3 separate regions of the Homo sapiens genome follow, and regions 2 and 3 are each linked to region 1. Evidence: chromatin contacts called from ENCODE Hi-C or POLR2A ChIA-PET data. All regions are on one chromosome and are shown on one strand. Each heading gives the region's core, a stretch centred on a gene start or an enhancer-like site at or near the end of the contact. The rest is flanking DNA. Distances are from core to core; before and after follow the strand shown.

The links. A loop is a pair of places that touch in the nucleus more often than their neighbours do. ChIA-PET counts read pairs that join two places held with the same protein, here RNA polymerase II (POLR2A). Pooled maps may share reads with other maps.
Region 2: POLR2A ChIA-PET joins it to region 1 with 10 read pairs in WTC11. The contact joins the enhancer-like site here to the promoter of CHTOP in region 1. A Hi-C loop is called at or near these places in 4 of 168 maps with a recorded cell type or tissue (HepG2, aorta, ascending aorta and 1 more) and 5 of 50 pooled maps. POLR2A ChIA-PET finds 5 or more read pairs at or near these places in 13 of 52 experiments (AG04449, AG04450, H1 and 8 more).
Region 3: a pooled map shows a loop between it and region 1 (5-fold over the local background). The contact joins the enhancer-like site here to the promoter of CHTOP in region 1. A Hi-C loop is called at or near these places in 1 of 37 single-sample maps with no recorded cell type and 7 of 50 pooled maps. POLR2A ChIA-PET finds 5 or more read pairs at or near these places in 10 of 52 experiments (A673, B cell, H1 and 7 more).

What each region holds. Positions count from the first base shown.
Region 1 is chr1:153,632,576-153,635,729 of GRCh38, reverse strand. CHTOP (chromatin target of PRMT1) reads right to left here and starts at 1,664. Exons shown (of 6, transcript NM_015607.4): 1 at 1,387-1,664. It also overlaps a transcript of S100A13 not described here. RefSeq lists a silencer at 1,161-1,240 and an enhancer at 1,581-1,690.
Region 2 is chr1:153,491,695-153,495,041 of GRCh38, reverse strand. No RefSeq gene overlaps it. Among named protein-coding and RNA genes, the nearest start is that of S100A7, 33 kb to the right of the region's middle. Within about 2 kb of position 1,506, at least 2 of the 41 ENCODE cell types and tissues checked have a DNase peak (open chromatin) inside an H3K27ac peak, as active enhancers do.
Region 3 is chr1:153,804,185-153,807,388 of GRCh38, reverse strand. It overlaps GATAD2B (GATA zinc finger domain containing 2B), which reads left to right. Exons shown (of 11, transcript NM_020699.4): 11 at 1-2,664. Among named protein-coding and RNA genes, the nearest start is that of SLC27A3, 30 kb to the right of the region's middle. Within about 2 kb of position 1,913, at least 20 of the 41 ENCODE cell types and tissues checked have a DNase peak (open chromatin) inside an H3K27ac peak, as active enhancers do; they include B cell, OCI-LY7 and PC-9, where a contact is called at or near this core.

The DNA.
Region 1 (3,154 bases), core at 415-2,914:
TGCCTCAGCCTCCTGAGTAGCTGGGACTACAGGCACGTGCCACCATGCCCGGCTAATTTTTTTTTATTTTTAGTAGAGACGGGGTTTCTCCACGTTGGCCAGGGTGGTCTTGAACTCCTGACCTCACCTGATCCACCCACCTGGGCCTCCCAAAGTGCTGGGATTACAGGCGTGAGCCACCGCACCGGGCCGAGTTTGGCTTTTACTCTAGAGCAGTCATTTTCAACCTTGACTACATATGACTTATCCAAGGAGCTTTTAAAACATAGGGCCGGACAGGGCGGGCGCGGTGCTTCACGCCTGTAATCTCAGCACTTTGGGAGGCCAAGGCGGGAGGAATGCTTGAGCCCTGGAGCTCGAGACCAGCCTGGGCAACATGGTAAGACCCCGTTTCTATAAAAATATAAATTAATTAAAAAAATAGAAAATACAGACATCTGGGCCTAGATCAATTAAACCACAATCTCTGGTAATGAGGTTTGGAAATGAACCAATTGTGGGGTCGGGGGAAAGCTACCTAGGTGCTTCTAATGTGCAGCTAAAGTTGAGAACCACTGATCTACAGTGAAAATACAGGCAGGGCCGGGCGCGGTGGCTCACGCCTGTTTTCCCAGCACTTTGGGAGGCCGAGGCGGGCGGATCACCTGAGGTTGGGAGTTCGAGACCAGCTTGACCATCATGGAGAAATGTCTCTACTAAAAATACAAAATTAGCCGGGCGTGGTGGCGCATGGCTGTAATCCCAGCTACTCCGGAGGCTGAGGCAGGAGAATCGCTTGAACCCGGGAGGCGGAAGTTGTAGTGAGCTGAGATCGTGCCATTGCACTCCAGCCTGGGCAACAAGAGCGAAACTCCGTCCCCCCCCAAAAAAAAATATATATATATATGTATGTATATATATACATATATATATGCATGCCTAGTTTCAAAAGTGGCTTTCAACTCCAGAATCAAGTAGGGACTTTAACAAGAAACTGACGATCTGGGGGAGTAGGAAAGGTTTTCTAAATTCACCTGGGAATTAGCTCGCAAAGAGCCCTCCACAAAACTTAACCCTAAAGCCGCCATTAATTTCCAACATTCCTCAAAGTCTTGTACTTCTTAATCTCCCTACCATCCTCAAAGCCCTGTCAAGACTTCCACTTCTGCTCTACCCGCCAAGTTTCCTTTTTATCCTATCAAACCCCAACCTCCATCAATCCCGCCACCAGGTTCCAGTTCAGCCCCTCCCCCGCCCCTTCGCAGGGGCTCCGCCTCCTCCCCGGGGCCTCCACGCTCCAACACCGTAGCTATGTCCACATGCCACCACCCCCTTTCCGCGTCCGCCGGCCCCTTCCGCTCCTCAAGACCGCACCTCCCCCGGCTCCTTCTCACTACCGAAACTCACCGAAGGAAACAGACGCCAGTGCTCCTCCCGGGGCTGCCACCACGGCTCCGGCAGGCGGGCCGGGGACCGGCCGAACCTGAGTTGACGGTGGAGGGGCTCGGGTTAGCTAGATGGGCGGTTGGTTAGATGCGTAAGCGGTAGTATGCGAGCTCAGTTCGTTGTTGCTGGTTGGCTGTCTAGTCGGCCGATCCGTCTGCTCACCCGGCCTGCCCTTTCCTGCCTTTCGTCTGCAGCGGCCGCCAGCTCCTGCTCGGTGTCCAAAACAAAATGGCCGCCACGTCCAGTGCTTGTCTGACCGGCTAAAATGGCGTCTACGCAATTACGTCAGGCGTCAGATCCGCGCACGACTAGAGGGCGGGAAAGATTTGAGCTACGCCTGCGCAGAGGTCAGAGGCGGAGCCTTAGGGCGAAGGCGGGGCTTTCCATGCAGTGCCCCGCCCCTAGGGGCGTGGCCAATGGTCCTGTTGTTGGGGCGTGCCGGGGACTTCACGTTCCAGTAGTGGTTGCGCTGCAACCTCTTGGGGGTAGTTATTAATGTGGGCCTTAGAGGGGATTTGGGTCCCGAATTCCCTCGCCCCTCCGTTCCCTAGCCAAGGTACACCGTCTAAAAATCTTTACGCGGACTTGCCTCGTCTTCTTCCGGACAATTGGGCCTGGGGAATTTGCACTGGTTTTCCCCTCATGGCCACTCGCCCAGTCTGAGAGTTGTGAAGTGCCGTAAATGCTCCAGCCAAGGCCCAGGAGGCCAGTATTAGGAGCAAATTCCTCTCCCATCCTGCACCGGCCAACACCACCGCCCGTCCATGTTTTCCTCCTCACTTCCTCCCCTCCCCAACTTGGCCTAGATACTGTTTACTCCTTCTTGGGGTGGGGCACCTTTGCGTCCTCGATTGCGTTTCCATGTCCTCCCCCCACACCTGCCATCCGTGTTTATTTTGTTGCAGACCTACATAGGGATTTCTCTTTTCTCTCTCTGATTTGTTGTTGTTATTTTGAGACGGGGTCTGGCTCTGTTGTCCAGGCTGGAGTCAGTGGCGCAATGAATCACGGATCACTGCAGCCTTGACCTACTGGGCTCAGGTGATCCTCTCACCTCAGCCTCCCGACTCCTAGGATTATGGGCATAAGCTATGTTTCCTGCTCAATAAGGGATTTTTCTCTCTTTCTTTTTTTTTTCTTTTTGCAGATGGAGTCTCGCTGTGTCACCCAGACTGGAGTGCAGTGGTACCATCTCGGCTCACTGCAACCTCCGCCTCCCAGGTTCAAGCGATTCTCCTGCCTCAGCCTCCTGAGTAGCTGGAATTACAGGCGCGTACCACCATGCCCCGCTAATTTTTGTATTTTTAGTAGAGATGGGGTTTCACCAGGCTGGTCTCCAACTCCTGACCTCAAGTGATCTGCCCGCCTCTGTCTCCCAAAGTGCTGGGACTACAGTCGTGAGCCACTGTGCCCGGCCTCAATAAGGGATTTTTCTAATGACTATGTGCACAATACAGTGTACATATGTTTGAGGAATGAGAGAATGACACATCTGCAACCCTTCCTCTGCTCCACTGGCACGTCAAGACCCTTTCATTTTCCTTCCTGGCACTTGGGCGTGTGCGTGTGTGTATGTGTTTGTGTGTGTCTGTGTGTAAGTAATGGCCCAGCATCCTTACCCATGTGAGGGTAAGGATCGTGGTTATTTTGCTTAATGCTGGAGCCTCAGTTCCTACAGTGTTTACACATAGTACCACTTAAGTAAATGTTCGTTGATTGAAAGAAGATT
Region 2 (3,347 bases), core at 257-2,756, 140 kb after region 1:
GGGAAAAGGGAGGAGATGGTTTGATGGAAAGGGCTCTCAGAAGGAAGGTGGGGAGGGGCTTGGTGGGAGCTGGGAAGGTGCCATCCTGCTTCATACCTTGGCTTTGGCAGGGGAGGTCTGCATGGTCTTCTTGAGGAGAGAGAAAATAATTACAGAGACACTGGAATGGTTGAGCTGCAGAATTTACCAAACCAGGGACCTCTTATGTCTAGGTTCTCATTATATGAAATAATAATCCTCTATTTATAATCCACTTTAAATCAATTAATGTATTTTTTTTGCAATCAAAAGGCTCCCAACTGTTGCAAATTTCCTTTTCCAAGACTAATTAGGGAGGGACACTCAATCTCCAGCTCCCCTCTTTGTTGCTGAAATCAGACATCATCCATGCCAAGGTTCTGCTCACCAGAAGCTCAGCCCCTAGCAAGCAGGACCTGCCTAGGGGTGGGGGGGTTGACTTTTCCTTTGCCTCCATGCCCCTTAGTGGCACTTGGTTTTGAGGAAGACTCTCCTCCTCTGCTGCACTCTGAATTTTCTCTAACCTCAGGAAAATCTAGTGGCTTTCCTTTTTAGATGGAAATGATGCTTCACTGAGAATCTCCCATCCTGATATTTAACAACATCATCTACATTCATGAATGTGTTGATGTTTTCCATCTGTGTTGTTTTGTGTTGGGTGGAAATTGAGATAAGGGTTGAATTTTGCATGTGGCTCAAGGTATAGGCCAGATATTTCATGCATGAATACAGGTTCCATAGGCAGAAATGAGCACCAGAATATACAGACTCCTGTAATTTGTGGGAATCTTGGCGAGGGCTTTGGACATATTCGGGGGGTGCAGGGTGGAATCAGGGCAGGGTGGTGGTAGTTACGAACAGAGAGGCCCCTGCTGACATGTAGGCATCAAATGCAGTTCAGAATTTTTAATTTATAGATTCTAGTAGAGAAGACTATATAAAGATTTCTATTTTGGAGGTAGATGTAGAAAAGCTTGAAGTGGCCAGAGATAGTGTTTGTGGTGCAGATAGCAGAGATGATACCCTAAGACCTGTGAAAGCAGTCACAAAAAGCTGCGCTTTGTTTGTTAAAGATGTTAGCTGTGGTTTATGAGATGTGCTGCTTTGGATGATGGAAGATTAAGCCTGTGTTGGCATGGTGATGGAAAACATGTTGTTCACAAATAAAGTCTTTGTGAACATGTCCTTCTTTGATTCAGAATTGAGGCAGGCAGAGCCTGCTCCCATGGGCTGAGAATTTGCAAGCCAGGGTGGCCTCACCAGCTATTTGCTCTGGGGCCATGACCTCAAGAGTAGGGTCCTGGTTTTCGTTACACGAAACAAACATTTATGGTAGCCAAATGATGATGATTGTGTAATTACAAGACTGGATAAAGTGATGGAGGAAATACAATCTCAAGCATTTGTGGAAGGTAGAGGGCAGAAGGGTTGTTGTGGTTAGGGAGGCTTCACAGAGCAAGCAGGACTTGACAGGACTTGATCTGGGCTCGGAAGGTGGCCACCGTGAGACCTGTCAGACTGGAGCAGACTGTGCTACAGCTCCTGGGGAGGAACATGCCTGGGGTGGGCCGTGGAGGGCCTCACACGCAAGGGCTGGAGGGGTTAGAATTGGTATGCTGATTTAATAAAGAGGAGGAAGTCACAGAAGGAAGAAGTCACATACCTGGATATTTAGAAAATAGTAGAGGGGGCTGGGCGTGGTGGCTCCCGCCTGTAATCCCGGCACTTTAGGCCAAGATGGGCAGATCACCTGAGGTCAGGAGTTCCAGAGAAGCCTGAACAACGTGATGAAACCCTGTCTCTACTAAAAATACAAAAATTAGCTGGGTGTGGTGGCCTGTGCCTGTAGTCCCAGCTGCTGGGGAGGCTGAGGCAGGAGAATTGCTTGAACCTGGGGAGCAGAAGTTGCAGCGAGCCGAGATTGCACCACTGCACTTCAGCCTGGGCGACAGAGCAAAACTCCATTTCAAAAGAAAAAAAAAAAAAGAGAGAAAATAGTAGAGGTGTCACGCCAAGCTGCATCAGTGGAAAAAGCCAAGTGGAATAACTCAAGCATCATTTTTCTCACCCCCAAACTTCTCATGGGGGTTTCATTATCTGATTCCATCTTCCGTTTTCCATATATTTGCTCAATCCCTTCTTTTCCTAGTGATACAGGCAGGAGGCAGGAGTTCAGCCCAAGTGGACCCCTTGGCCAGAGAGTGTCTGGTTGGGACTTATGGATTATGTCCAATTTCTGGGTGGCAACAGAGAGGGTGGCTGGAGATTGAGTGTCCCTTCATTATTCTTGGAATAGGAAATTCTGAGAATATTGGAATAGGAATTCCAAGAATATTATTCTTGGAATAGGAATAGTCTTGGAAAAGGAAATTTGTACCATTTGAGATCCTTCCAGTTGTAAACAAATAAAATAACTGGTTTAAAGTGGATTATAAATATAAGTTTATTATCTCATATAATAAGAAATCTAGAGATAAGAGATCCCTGCAGCTCAACCATTCCAGTTTCACGGTAATTCTTTTCTCTCTTCTTGAGAAGCAATAAGCACAGCTCCTTCCATGACAATGTCCAAAGTAAATAGGGGTGGGCGCAGTGGTTCATGCCTGTAATCCCAGTACTTTGGGAGGCCAAGGCAGGTGGATTGCTTGAGATCAGGAGTTCGAGACCAGCCTGACTAACATGGTGAGACCCTGTCTCTACTAAAAATACAAAAAATTAGCTGGGCATGGTGGTGCATGCCTGTAGTCCTAGCTACTCAGGGGGCTGAGGCAGGAGAATTGCTTGAACTCGGGGGGAGGAGGTTGCAGTGAGCCAAGATGGCGCCACTGCACTCCAGCCTGGGCAACAGAGCAGGACTCTGTCTCAAAAAAAACCAACCAAACCAAAACAAACCAAAACAAAACAAAAACCAAAACAAAGTAAATAGGGAGTGCAGGGAACTTTTTTTTTTCTCCCAAAACTTTTTTTTTTTGTTTTTTTGGAGAAAGGCAGAAAATCTTTCTCATAAACTCTCCAGAAGACATCTCCTTCATATCACCAGCCAGAACTAGGTCCCATCTAGGCCACTTCTAGAGGCACAGGAGGCTTGGAGACCAAGTCTTTGGCATTGTTGGCCTTTGTTGTGGAAGGTGTGGTCTGCCAGCAAGAAGGAAGGAGAGGGGACTGGTGGATGGTTGGTGACCAGCAGTGACTACTGCAAACCCAAGGAACAGAGGAGTGGCAGAATTACTGCAGAGGGGAGGCAAGAAGACCAAGTCCTTGGGGTTTGCAGGGAAAGAGGAGGCAAGCTCTTGTGTTTAAGAATACCTGTGTGGTGGGTTCAAGGTGCA
Region 3 (3,204 bases), core at 664-3,163, 170 kb before region 1:
CCTTCCTCATCCTTCTGTCTTCCTCAATTCTCCGTCTCTTTTTTTTCATCACTGATTGCCTTGTGTCCCTCCAAGTCTACTTGTTACTATCCATCTCCAGGCTCTGGGCCGTGTAGACACTAAACCTCATGCCCTAAGGACAGGAGGAAAGACCCTCTGTTTGGAGCATTATTAGTAGAGTGAGGATCCCACCAGTTCTGCCTGGCTTCCTCCATCCCCAGAGGCACTAAAAGCAGTATTTTAAGGTTGGTGTCTTACTCCCTGGAAGCCTGAAATGGGTGGAATAGCGGTAAGGCTTGAGTAAAACTAGGGGACAGAGGTTCTTATTTGTCGATTTTATTTTATAATTTGACCACAGCATCTGAACTCCCTCTCTCCCTGGAATAAGTATTTTTCCCACATTTTTGGATATATGTATGGTAGACAATTTTTTTTTAAGACACAGAGATAAATGTTTTCCTGCTTTGGTTACCTTTCCTTTCCCCTTTAAAAGGAATTAGCTATAGAACTGCTTTGTAAAGATGCTTCTTGATATTTTACTTTTGTTCCTTTTCCCTAATCATTCCCTTTTCTCCCCACTCCTCCAGAAGGCATAACCCTTCTCTCCACACCCCCTACCCCCACCCCCGTCCTAGGCTCCCATCCTTTCCATCAAGACCTTCATTAGCTTATGATATTTGCTGCCGAGATGTTATAACAAGGACTCGTTCATGTATATAAGCTATTTCTTGATCCATTTAAAAGGAATTGTACATTGTGTAGAAAAAAAAAAAAACCTGAAAAAGAGAAAAAAAAGCCCTAGCCATGGATATTGTGAAACTGTGTTATGTCATTTTGTAATGTGCCCGTTTGTGTATGATCCGTGCAAAAGGGTTTCTGGGGAAGGGGAGGGGGTAGGGAGGCAGGGCTGTGGAGGGTGGGTAGGGGAGTGGGCCGGGCCCAGCACACTGAGACTGGCAGCTGCTCCAACCCCATCCCTCCTTAGAGATGCCACCTCCCCCACCACCCACCCCTAATTTGTGCCTTGCCTCCCCACCCTGGAGTAGTCCCTCCGGGTCACCAGCACTGCCTTGGCAGAGCCCACTCCCTACCCTAACCTGCCCACCCTCCCTATCCCCCAGCATTAGGTTGATACTGTGGGGAAGTGCTGGGGGCTGGGAGGTAGCCGAGGAATGGGGCAGTTCCCGGGGGCATCGAAACCAAGTATTATTATGAATTGTAATTGTATTTGCACTGTTTTTTTCCTCTGATTGCATCAGCATATATACAATATACCTATATAACAAAATTCAGTGTCAAGCTTTCTTATGCAAGGGATTTCCCCCACCCCACCTCCTCAAAAAAGAAAGAACCTAGTCTTATGGGCCTTTGAGGGTGGATTGTCAGGGGATGATAGAAAGGATTTTAATAAGTCATCCTGAGGAAATTTCACCTAGTGAGAGCCACATCCATCTGCACAGCCTTAGGCTGCGTGAACCGAGGTGAGGCTGAGCTCCTGTGAAAGCCAAGACCTCCTGGTCCAGGACTTTGTAGAGTAAAAAGAACCACCAACACAAAAGGGGTTGAGGGGGCTACAATCTGGAGACCTGGGGTCTCCTACTAACTTGCTATATGATCTTTGGTAGAGTTAATTTTCTGAGTATCAATTTTCTTATCTGTGAAGTGAAGAGGGGGATCATCTGGCCACCAAGTTTAAAATTCTATACTTCTCACCTGCCAAAACCAAAAAACAACTTGAGGTGAGGAAAGTGTTGGGCCCAGAAACCAGGGAGGAACTGAAAGTGACTCGCGTTGAAGTGGTTATGTGTATGACAATGCTCTTGGAGAACTGCCAGTCCTCTATGGTTACCCTTGATTTGGGAGAGGCAGCAGAGTCATGTCCAGGGCATCAGACCAGTGACATCTTTGCCTTTATGCCTCTAGTCATCTGAGGGCGGGGACTAGGCCTCAAGCCCCATCTCACAGCCAACCACAGAGCCCTTAAGGGTGGTTGACAATTGAATGCCCCAGGTTGGTGCTTTAGTTATTTACTCCCTTTGTGAGCTACAGGATGTGTAACTTTTCCCCCATCTTGGTGATAAAATAGGAGAGCGCAGACACAGCCCACATTTTGTCTCCTTTCCTCAGATTTCATCTGAACCCCGCTAAAGGCAGCTGTTTCACAGTCTGTCTCCTTCAGGGGCCCAATTTCCCCACAGCCTGGGCTGAGTACTCCTACTCTCTTCTTTAGGTTCTGGGCTGATAAAGCCTGGAGAGGGTACAGGGTGATGGGTGAAGCCCTGGTGAAGGTGAAAGGATAGATTGGGGTTGGGGGGTGGGGAGCAGGGAGGTGGGATGGGGAATGGCCTTCCCTGAATAGGGTGGGTGGGAGGGGAACAAGACCCTTTTGCACAACTCTCTTTAAGTTTCCTTTATTTCTTTTTTAACTCATTCTGATTTTCTGCATTGTGTTTGGGAAATAAAATGAAAAAACTAAGACCAATAGAAACTGGTTTTCAAAAAGGCAAATACACTCCCATCTGTTTCAGATGCTGCTGAGCATTTCAGCAGTGACAGATTCAAATAATAAGCTAATTTTTGGAGAAAGGATTAAAAGAAAAAAAAACTTTGTAATATTTATCACTTGCAAGCTATGTTTAATAAAGAAAGGAATGGTTTCTAAAACTTTCCTGTGGCTTGTGCTTTAGTTATGGGGCTGGGGGTGGCAGTTTGGCGGGAGAATTTTCAGGGTAATTGGGAGATGAGCTATGGCTGTCTTCCCTAGTCAGTCCAGCCACGGACTGAGTACCTTTGGTTTGTATCCTTCTCTTTGATTGTGATGATTGTTTAAAGCCCTGACCTACTTCTGTGTTCTTGTTCCCCTCCAGCTCTAGCTGGAGCCAGTATTCTGGAAGCCACCAACCCCACTTTAGTTATCTGATGACTTTAGGTCTAATGGTATCATGGGGAGGGGGCTGGGTCTCCATTCTCTCCTAGGGAAAGGTGTCCCCTAGCAGTGCTTGGCCCTTCCCACCACACTGCTCTGGTCTCTAGTGACAGAATCCTTTAGCCAGGCACAGTGCTGCATGCCTATAGCTACTCAGGAGGCTAAGGTGGGAGGATCACTTGAGCCAGGAGATCAGCCTGGGCAATGTAGTGAGACCCCATCTCTATAAAAGAAAATAAATAATCTTTTGTAACATGCTTGTTCCTCTAGACGGTTGC